Linked DNA regions of Mus musculus: region 1 is linked to region 2. Evidence: chromatin loops called from intact Hi-C (ENCODE). Cell type or tissue: heart. All regions are shown on one strand. Region 1 overlaps Tmem131 (transmembrane protein 131). Region 2 overlaps Cnga3 (cyclic nucleotide gated channel alpha 3).

Region 1 (5,000 bases), 350 kb after region 2:
CACTTAAAATTAAAAAATCATATTTGGAGAAATTCATCATGAGTCAAAGTAGGCCTGGAGGTAGTTTGTTTGTTTTGTTTGTTTTGTTTTTCTGAGAAGGCTTTTAACTACAAACTAATTGTATTTGGTATATATGGGACTATTCAAAATAACCCTTTTTTTTTTTCTGAGTAACCTTTGGCATTTTGAGTCTTTGAAGGAATTTGCCCATATTGTAACCTGAGTTGGTGACCGTATTGACAGAATTATTGACATTGCTGCTGGTCAGCCTTGTCACAATTGTGGAAGTATAGCTGACCCTGGCTTCCCTTCCTTCGAGCATGGCGTGTGTCTTTTCATTTCCACTGTCCAGTCTCCTGGAAGCTTACCCACTTTATCACTCTTCCCAAACCAAAAGCCATTTGTAACATTTGCGTCTTCTGTTTTCCGCTGTTGGCTTTCTTTTTGTGATGCTGAACATTGAACATTATGGTAGGCATATACTGGCCTGCAACCAAGCCCAATTGTTATTTATATTATTTCTTCTGTTTTGAGTGTAAGCTACTCTTCATTTCTACTTCTTCAGTCATTTGTGGAGGGGGTTATAGGGAAAACATGCAGGATATGGATCATCTCATGTTTAGAATATAATTTTACATATTGTATCCTGTTCATTTATGTAACATAGATATTACAGCTCTAGAACACATGTCTATTTATTATTAGATATTGTATAACACAATAAAATCCCCCTCTAGTAGCTAAATTGACATAAGTGGATCATTTAACTGACACTTTCTGGGTTTTGTTTTGTTTTGTTTTTAAGATGGGCTCTCTTATGAACTCATTGTAGATCAGGCTGGTCTCAAACTCAAAGAGATCCTCCTGCCTCTACCTCCCCAAGTGCTGGAGTTAGAGGCATGTGCCATCATGTCTGACTTTAACTGACATTTTAAAGATAGCTGTAATACCACTATTCTTACATATATGTCAAAAGCTTATTATTTTTAACTTTTTATAAAACTATTTATTTATTACTATATCTAAGTACACTGTAGCTGTCTTCAGACACACCAGAAGAGGGTGTCAGATCTCATTATGGATGGTTGTGAGCCACCATGTGGTTGCTGGGATTTGAACTCAGGACCTTCGGAAGAACAGTCAGTGCTTTAACCATTGAGCCATCTCTCCAGCCCCTATTTTTAATTTTTTATTGTGAATTTCCCATCAAGCACCTTAATCCCACTCATCTCCCTGCCCCTCCATATCCACCTTCCACCCTTGCAATTTCCTCCCACAAAAGAAATAAAAATAAAGATAAAAACAAAGCAAAATGTCATGTGGAAGCTGTGGTGTGTCACACAGTAAACCCTTTGTCCACACTTCTTTATTTGCAGAAGTTCATTGCAGTGGGTCCCTGGTTTGCTTTGAGTCCTCTGGCTTCTGCTACACCATCAATACCGGTTCTTCACTGGGATTCCTCCCAGATTTCCTGTTGCCCTTTGTCATGGAGGTCCCACAGCTTTGGATCTGCAGTCCCAAACCCTTCACAGGCTCTGGCAGTTCATAGATGGTGTAGATAGATGTTGGGGTGAAACAGTTCAGAGTCCTGGATCTGGGCCTGGGTGGTGGCTGAGCTGGTCAGCCTGCCAGCTCTCCTGCATTTACACCTCCAGGGCCTGCTCTCCAGCACTGCTCCAATGCCCCACTGGCTAGCTGGGCCAGCAAGAGCTGTAGCCTGCTCTTCTGCCCTCATGCCCTCAGGGCCAGCATACCCACTTCCCCCACCACCAGGGTCAGCTCTACTGTGCTGCCCAGTGAGATTCGGGGTTCATTCTCCCAAGGGCTGCTACCATTGACGGGTGGGACCAAAAAGTTTATTATTACTGTAACAGTTGTGGTAGCAGTAAGGACACTAGTCACCTTTGTAACCAGCACTTCTCACATGGCATACTTAAGTGAATCTACTGCACCTTGATATGCCTTGTAAAAACACATGTAGCTATCTAGTGTTAGATTTTTTTTATGTCTACATAAGTGCCTTTTCTTTTTGTAAATGTTTTTTTCTTCCCCTATCTTTCCCTGTTCCCCCCTTCTGTAGCAAGAATTTGTAATCCTCCCCTTCAGCCTCCAGAGTGTCGGGAATTACAGGTGTGTTATACTATTACACCTGGTCTAAGCTTGTTTGGAATAATTTCAAACGTTAGAAGTGTATGGGGAGGAGCATGCTGGGCAAGTAGATGACCACAGTTGGCAGTTCCCTTAGCGGCTTTGTTTGCGCCTCACTTCCCTCACCACACATGCAGGCAGTATTGACAGATTGTATGGGCTGTGGGCTTGGTGAGCTGTGCCTTGCCAGCATGAGACTATAAGTCACTCACTCCCCAGCACTCATGTAAGAAAGCCAGGCACAGTGACACACGCTTGTGATCCCAGCACCAGAGAGGCAGAGGCAGATCTGGAGCTCATTGCCAACCTGGCTTATTTGGTGGGCTCCAGGCCAACGAGAGAACCTGTCTCAACAACAAACACCCAAGGTGCATGTCTCCCGAGGCACACCATCTGAGGCTGGCCTCTGGCTTGCATGTACATGCAGACAAACCCATACAAAAAGAATTTTTACACATAAAAGAGCTGTTAAGTATGAAGTTCTGGGATATACATTATCTTACCCCATGCTTATATAGTATTGAAATGCAATTAAGGTAGATTTTATAGAAAAGATTTAGAAAACAGAACAAAACCTGGTGCTGTCCTTTTGTTGTTGACTTAAAATTTTGAGAGGCTTGCGCTGCCACTCAGTGGTAAAGAGCTTGCCTAACAGGGGCATGGTCTTTAGTTTGAAACTCACCACCAAACAATGTCATCCCACCCACCCTCTCTCGAGATCAAACAGAACTTCCTTACACATACTTGTAATCCCAGCACTTGAGAGGTTGAGGCCCGAAGATCATGATTTCAAGGCCAGCTTAATCTACAAGATGAGCTCTTTCTTAAAACAAAAAAGCAAAACAAGCAAACAAAAACAAAACCCCAAGGGCCAGTGATGTAGTCCAAAGGCAAAGCGAGCTGGATTCGCTCTACCTCTTGGGTTCTGGTCGCCTGCTCCCAGAGAGCCACTTCCTTGATGAAAAGTTGCTGCAGTGTGTATGCCCGGGCAGGTGCAGTGTGTATGCCCGGGCAGGTGCAGTGTGTATGCCCGGGCAGGCTGTGCTTACAGGGGTTTGCTTTCTGACCTTGGCTTTTTTCAGGGTTCATATATTCTCTTTTTACTCATGGTCTTGTTTTAAAATGGAGAGCAGTACAAGGGGGTGGGAGTCGTGGGTGGAGTGTGTGTGTGTGTGTGTGTGTGTGTGTGTGTGTGCGCGCGCGCGCGCGTGTGCCTGTATTGTTTTGAGACAGGGTCTGTAGGCCTGGGTGGACTAGAACTCATCCTCACCATGTAGAGCAGGCTGGCTTCTCTACCCATTCCTCTGCCGAGATTACCAGTGTCTGGCACTGTGCCCCATGACTGTGTTGTCAAGGCTCTCATTTGTACCAGTGGGAGGATCCCCTCCAGCCCTGAGCTCACACTGTTTCTTCTGGTTCTTCTGCATCCTTCAGCACTTGTGATGTTCTCAGCTTCAGCCTCTGGTCCTCTTGCTGTTGTGGCTTCCAGGGCTCTGCTGCACAGCCAAGCTTGTGTAAACTGCAAAACTAAACTTTTATTTCCTTAAAAGACAATGATTATTTGTGTTTCTTAAAAATGAAATGGTCAGAAGATTTAAAGTTCTGGAAGGCCTATGATGTCATGTTGGAGTTACAGCAGGTGATGGGCATCAACAAAAGCTCTGTACTGCCTGAGGGCCTCCTGCTCACCACCTCTGTTCTCAGGCCTGGCCTCATAGGGCTCTGCAGGGTCTAGGGAGACATAGGAATACGCTCGCAGCCATCCTCGGTCAGGGGAGCTGTGTGCTTTGAGAATTATTCCCAGGGTCCGTTTGGAGCCAGCTCTCTGCAGGTAACAGGGATGTGTGTGCGGAGGAACAGCAGCCAGGCTCTCTCTCTGCCTCCTTTTTAGGCTTGTTGCTGTGTCGCAGTGTTTTACACCAGCAAAACAAGGCTCAGTCTTTAGTAAAAATGTCAGAAACTTTTCCCTAATAGTTATTTGCCCTACAGGATGAAATCGGTTTAGATTAAAAGCAAACCTGAAACACCTTGATCTCTCTGACCAATGTTCCTAGGGTCCAAACTTTCTATAGATAGACAGCTCTGTGTCAGATCAAAGCTGTCCAGGTGGAGCCTCACAGGGACTCAGCGTACAGGTCACGTAGACAGCTCTTTGGAAGTGAACCTTTGAAGGCCTGCCAGGCCTTCCTGCCTCCCTGGTGACTGCCAGGCTGGTTCCCACTGTGGAGGTGACTGGTGATAGAGTTGCCACAAAGCCAGAGAGAAGAGAATGGGAGAGGAGCCAGGTAAATGCCACCAGTTCCGCTGGGTATTTTTGGTGTCTTTTAGAATGTGAGCCAGCACTCTTTCAATTGTTGGTCGCTTTTTGTGAAAGAAAGGCTTTCCAGAGCTCTTCAATGATACCATTTTCATACTCGCATCAAACCTTTTGAAAGTCAAAAAATACTGTCAAGTTAGTCTGTGTGTACAGAAAGCTGTCCTGAGATTTTCATAGGATCTAATGAAAAGATTGGACATATTTACATTTCTCAGCCAATGAGTATGGCATGTTTGCCCATTTAGACCTTTTATTTGTTTGTTTTGTTTTGTTTTGTTTTGTTTTGTTTTTTCGAGACAGGGTTTCTCTGTGTAGCCCTGGCTGTCCTGGAACTCACTCTGTAGACCAGAAATCCACCTGCCTCTGCCTCCCAAGTGCTGGGATTAAAGGTGTGCGCCACCACTCCAGGCAGTCCATTTAGACTTTTTAAAAGTATTTTTCCATCGGAAAATATTTTCTAAACTTGTTTGGTTTCTTGCATGTAGATAGTGCCCTTCAGTTTCTTTCAGCCCCTGTCGTCATTGCTCTCGTCCAC
Region 2 (5,000 bases):
GGTGTCTGTTCACAGCCATGGAAACCCTAAGACAAATACCATGGCCTAAAGCAATTTGGGAGAGGAAAGAGTTTATTTCAGTTTACACTTCCAGGTCAGGGCCACCAGCCTAGGGGATAGTCCTGCCCATAGTGGGCTGGATCAATCATTAGTCAAGACAATCCCTCACAGATGCTGCAATGGAGCTAACTGATCTAGGCAATCCCTCAGTTCAGACTCCCTCACATGACTCTGGGCTGTGTCCAGTCGACAGCTGAAGCTAATTAGGACATTGTCTGACAAACCAGAATAAAACAAACCAAGATAAGAGGACCCTTAAGGAGTTCTAAATAATAGTTAAATTTGTTTGGCGTACATTGCTATCAGAACACGTGATTTAAAAGATGAACCTCTTATCTTGCAGATCTATAAATTGAAAGTCAAGAATGGGTCTCACCATTTCCAACACAGAGTTGTGACCTCTTGGGAGGTTTTAGAGGAGCCATTTTTTCTCCACCCCACACCACTCCCTTGTTTGTAGTGATGGCGAATGTCCCTGTAGCTGCAGGCCTGCAGGTCCCATGGTTTCTTTGCTGGCTGTAATGCATAGTTATATGTAGCTTTACAGTGTTGTGGCAGGGCTGTGGAGCTGGCTGGCAGGGCATAAAGTGCTCACTGTACAAGCACAAGAACTAGAGTATGGATCCCTAGAACCCATGTAATGGCTGGGTAGACATGGCGGCTGTCTGTAATCCCAGCACCCAGGAGGGAGAACATGCGTGGGCAAGCTGGTTTTGAATTGGTGAGCTCTGGGTTCATCGAGAGTCTCTACTTCAAAAACTATAGTGAAGAGTGATGGAGGAAGACACTGGACTCAATTTCAGGTTTCCACATGCACAGATGTGTGCACCTACATGGATACAGACAGACATAGGCACATGCAAGAAAGAGGAGGAGGAAGAAAAAAAACGAAAAAAAAAAACCTGTCTACTCTTCCAATCCTTGGAACTGGTTGTCCTAGCTAGGTTTAACTGAACTGGACACATCCAGATTCATTTGAAGGAGTCTGAATTGGGTTATTCGGACCTGTTGTCACCTCTGTGGGAAACTGTCTTGATTAATGATTGGTGCGAGGGGAGCATCACAGATCACTGTGGGTGGCACCATCCCTATGCAAATGACCTGTGCTTATGAAGAAGAAGAAAAAGAAGAGGAGGAAGAGGGAGAGGAGGAAGAGGGAGAGGAAGAAGAGGAAGGGGAAGAAGAGGAAGGAGAAGGAAGAGGAAGAGGAAGAAGAGGAGGAGGAAGAGAAGGAAGAGGAAGAAGAGGAGGAGGAAGAGAAGGAAGAGGAGGAAGCAACAGCCACTGTAGCAGGAGCAACTGTGTCATTTCTTGGTTTTTGACACCATTTCCATCTACAGTGTGAGCTGTCATCACCAGCCTAACACTTCAAAGTTTTGTCGATAAATATGTTCTTTAAACCGTTTTAATTTTACTTAAGCCCGAGGATGCCTTCCTTCACGAAGGAGATTTTAGGTATGGAACTCTAACCTACTTTTGTAGGAGTCCCAGAAAGCTCCATTTAGCAAAGGACCTTTACCATACAGCCAAGCCTCAGCTGGTCACAGCAGGCAAATGTCGTCCTGTTAGCCATGACCATCTGACTCTCATAGGAGAAAGTGCCAAGCTTCAGCCAAATGAGTTGCTGTTGTATCTAATCCCTAGCCATTAGTGCTGCCCAGGCATTACAGGCTACAGTTCTGAGATCATATTTGGTTTTGGAGACACATGATTCTAGTATTGTGGATAAAATGGACTTAAGAAATATTAAAAATAATTTTATCTTTTGACAGTGGAACAAAGAATTATTCTATTTGCTAATCAAGCACAAAGACAAATCCTCCATCTTAATGAATGTCACCAGCAGAGGGCGCTGCCCACAAGCTTATTGGGCTCACTGGACATGGCAGTCTGGGCTTGCTTTGGTCGGGCTTTTGAGGGTATGTGTTACAGGTTTTGGCTTTTCAAACTCCTGCTACCCAACTTTTGAGGACCCAGCCCAGTGCTATCCAGCTGCACCCCTGAATCTACCCAGCACTGGCCCAAACATTATACAGACTTGCAAAATATGGCTGCTTTAAGCTAAGAGCAATTCGGTCCCAAAGGGAGAAGTTATTCCGTATTTGAGAACTAAATGAGAAATCTGGAAATAGGAAGCTAGCTACAAAGAAACGGCCCAGAGAGAATCGTCACCTATGCCCAAACATCCCCATCTGGTGGCAGTTTTCAGTTTCATCCTTTGGTCTGTGGCTTCCAGTGTGGGTCCATGAAACGGGCCCTGGGGCAGCCGGTACCAGTGCCCTCATCCTTGCCCACATCCTAGCCACAGGACATAGCATGAGGACTTCCACAAGCTGCTCATGGCTTCCAATCCCTAAGAGCCTTTCCCTGCCTGGAAGCCAGGGAGCAAGCACATCTCATGGTATCCACAGCTTTGTGGCCAAGTCATTTTTCTTTTTCTTTTTCTCCCCCTCTCCCCTCTCCCCTCTCCCCTCTCCATTCTCCCCTCTCCATTCTCCCCTCTCCTCTCCTCTCCTCTCCTCTCCTCTCCTCTCCTCTCCTCTCCTTTCCTTTCCTTTTTTCCCCCTTTTCGAGACAGGGTTTCTCTGTATAGCTCTGGCTGTCCTGGAACTCACTTTGTAGACCAGGCTGGCCTCAAACTCAGAAATCCGCCTGCCTCTGTCTCCTGAGTGCTGGGATTAAAGGCGTGCGCCACCACGCCCGGCTCATTTTGTTTTTCTTGATTGGTGGCATCTGAGTGGATGGCTTTGCTGTCATAGTTAACACAAACCGGGCACACCCTTCTTGCAAGGAGGGAATTAAAGTCAACATATGGGGAAGAAAATAAATACCAAGCTCTGGCCCTTTGTCAACTGCAAATCAAGCAGTTGGCCATTTCCTTCTGATGTGGATGGCTTCCCCTGACCTTCAGGAAGGAGCCCTGGCATCCCTAAGAGGCAGAAGCCACAGACCTAGTCACCCATGCATGCCTGTGGTCACTCATGGCCACGTCCACCCTCACTCACACAGTCCAGGACTCTTGTCCTGATACTCACTCGCCAAACTCATCTGCCAGCTCAGTGTCTGTGACAGAACATCGTCACAGCAGATCACCTTTTCGAGAGGCTGGTCACCAGGGGAAGGATATTTCCTCCTCAGGTGGCTCTGGTGGCTCCCTGGAGATTAGCTCAAGCTGGCCTTAAAACAAGGTCCTTTCCCTGGATCTCAGTTCTCAGGACCTTGAGGTTGTAGCATAGAAAATGCATCCTTGGGGCTGGAGAGATGGCTCAGTGGTTAAGGGCACTGACTGCTCTTCCAGAGGTCCTGAGTTCAATTCCCAGCAACCACATGGTGGCTCACATCCATCTGTAATGGGATCCGATGCCCTCTTGTGGTGTGTCTGAAGACAGCTACAGTGTACTCATATAAATGAAATAAATAAATCTTAAGAGAAGGAAGGAAGGAAGGAAGGAAGGAAGGAAGGAAGGAAGGAAGAAAGAAAGAAAGAAAGAAAGAAAGAAAGAAAGAAAGAAAGAAAGAAAGAAAGAAAGAAAGAAAGAAAGAAAATGCATCCTTATAGCGAAGGAAACCACCCCACTGGTCTGCTAGGGAACTCCAAATTTGTTCCCTTGAGTATGTAGTGAAAGAGGGTATTAAACCAGAAAGGATTTATTTCCTGAAACCCCTTGGCTTCCCAGATGATAGAAACAAAGAACAAAAAGTAATATGAGTTCCTCAGAGAAATTATACAGACTTGTGTGTCTCCCCTTGGCGATGGATTTATTAAACAATTCTGGAATGGTTTGCTGGTGTCTGGAGAAGATGGTAAGCAGGAAAAGAGAGAGGCAAAGTGGGGCTTCCATGCAGGGGTAGGGGTATGAGGGGGTGAGGGGGTGGTAATGGGGTGGCAGGGTAGAGAGGTGAGGTGGTAAGGGTTGGGGTGGTGGGATGGTGGTGCCATGGCTTCTGGGGTAGGGAAAGGGAAAGCTAGTGTGCTTGTCTGGAGCTTGGGTACTTATTCCTCCTGCAAGTTGCTCCAAGTGTTCACATCACTTCTGGCCATGGGCCAGGCGCTGCAAGGAGGCAGAGAGACCACAGCACCACAGGAATAAGAATGGTTTCAATGACTCAGGCCTGTCTTGCCTGAGGTGACTGTGCCAGTAGCCCCACCCACTTCTTCCCAGCCTTTCTGTTCACGATGCATTGTTATTATGAGGAACAAATTGTGTGTGTGTGTGTGTGTGTGTGTGTGTGTGTGTGTGTGTGTGTACTTAGGGCTGGCAAAAGCTTGGGGGAAGAGAGGAAAAGCACTTGGCTAAATCCAGGCTTCTGGTTAAATAAGGTTTAATGATTTGAATTCCCCCTAGTTTCTGAGCCTTAGCTTCTACTCAATTTCCTTCTGTTCGCCCCTGAGCAGGGTGGTGAGCCAGGCTCTGTGGTACCTTTGCCTTCTGTACTTCCAACCTTTTCAGGTGAAGGGAGTCTGGAACCTTCTTCATTGGGGATGAGGGGAGGGAGCAGCTACTTGCTATCCTCACCTGCACAGACCAGACATGGCTCTCCAGGGTGCCCTCTCCTGAAGATGTAACTTCTTTCTTCCAATCAGCGGGCCAGAAAATTGACCAATGGCAAACTCATCTCCACATTTGATCTCATGTCTCTTCTGCTCCCAACCCCTTTAGGAATCTCTGCTTCAGGTCTATGGCCCCCATCTGTGATCCACCCAAGGATGTGATAGAGGGTACCAGTCAGCTTCATACAAATTAGATACTATCTATCGTAGCATCCCACGAGTGTTGTCCTCCAGTGGTCGCCACCAGGACAAGTTTGTGACACGGAGGTAAGAAAGCCAGGTGGCCTCACAGAGCTAAACTGTACCTTGCAGCGGTCACTGTTGATAGGAGAGCACTGTGGGAGCCAGTGGCTGGAGGTGCCTCAGCCGGACTTAGTGCTAGTTTTTT

Evidence for each region. Peaks named below come from ENCODE experiments on the same cell type or tissue, not always from the same donor. Only the 100,000 strongest peaks of a DNase experiment are listed, where the experiment ranks them.
Region 1: it touches region 2 in a loop (2.3-fold over the local background); 10 of 42 quality-filtered maps call a loop at or near these places.

What each region holds. Positions count from the first base shown.
Region 1 is chr1:36,902,056-36,907,055 of GRCm38, reverse strand. All of the region lies in intron 1 of Tmem131 (transmembrane protein 131), which reads left to right. Among named protein-coding and RNA genes, the nearest start is that of Tmem131, 35 kb to the left of the region's middle. In heart, a CTCF peak has its summit at 2,786; a DNase peak (open chromatin) is centred at 4,325; H3K27ac peaks cover 192 bases.
Region 2 is chr1:37,247,773-37,252,772 of GRCm38, reverse strand. The region is part of intron 3 of Cnga3 (cyclic nucleotide gated channel alpha 3); the gene reads right to left. Among named protein-coding and RNA genes, the nearest start is that of Cnga3, 31 kb to the right of the region's middle. In heart, CTCF peaks have their summits at 1,701 and 1,901 (motif pointing right); a DNase peak (open chromatin) is centred at 4,162; H3K27me3 peaks cover 241 bases.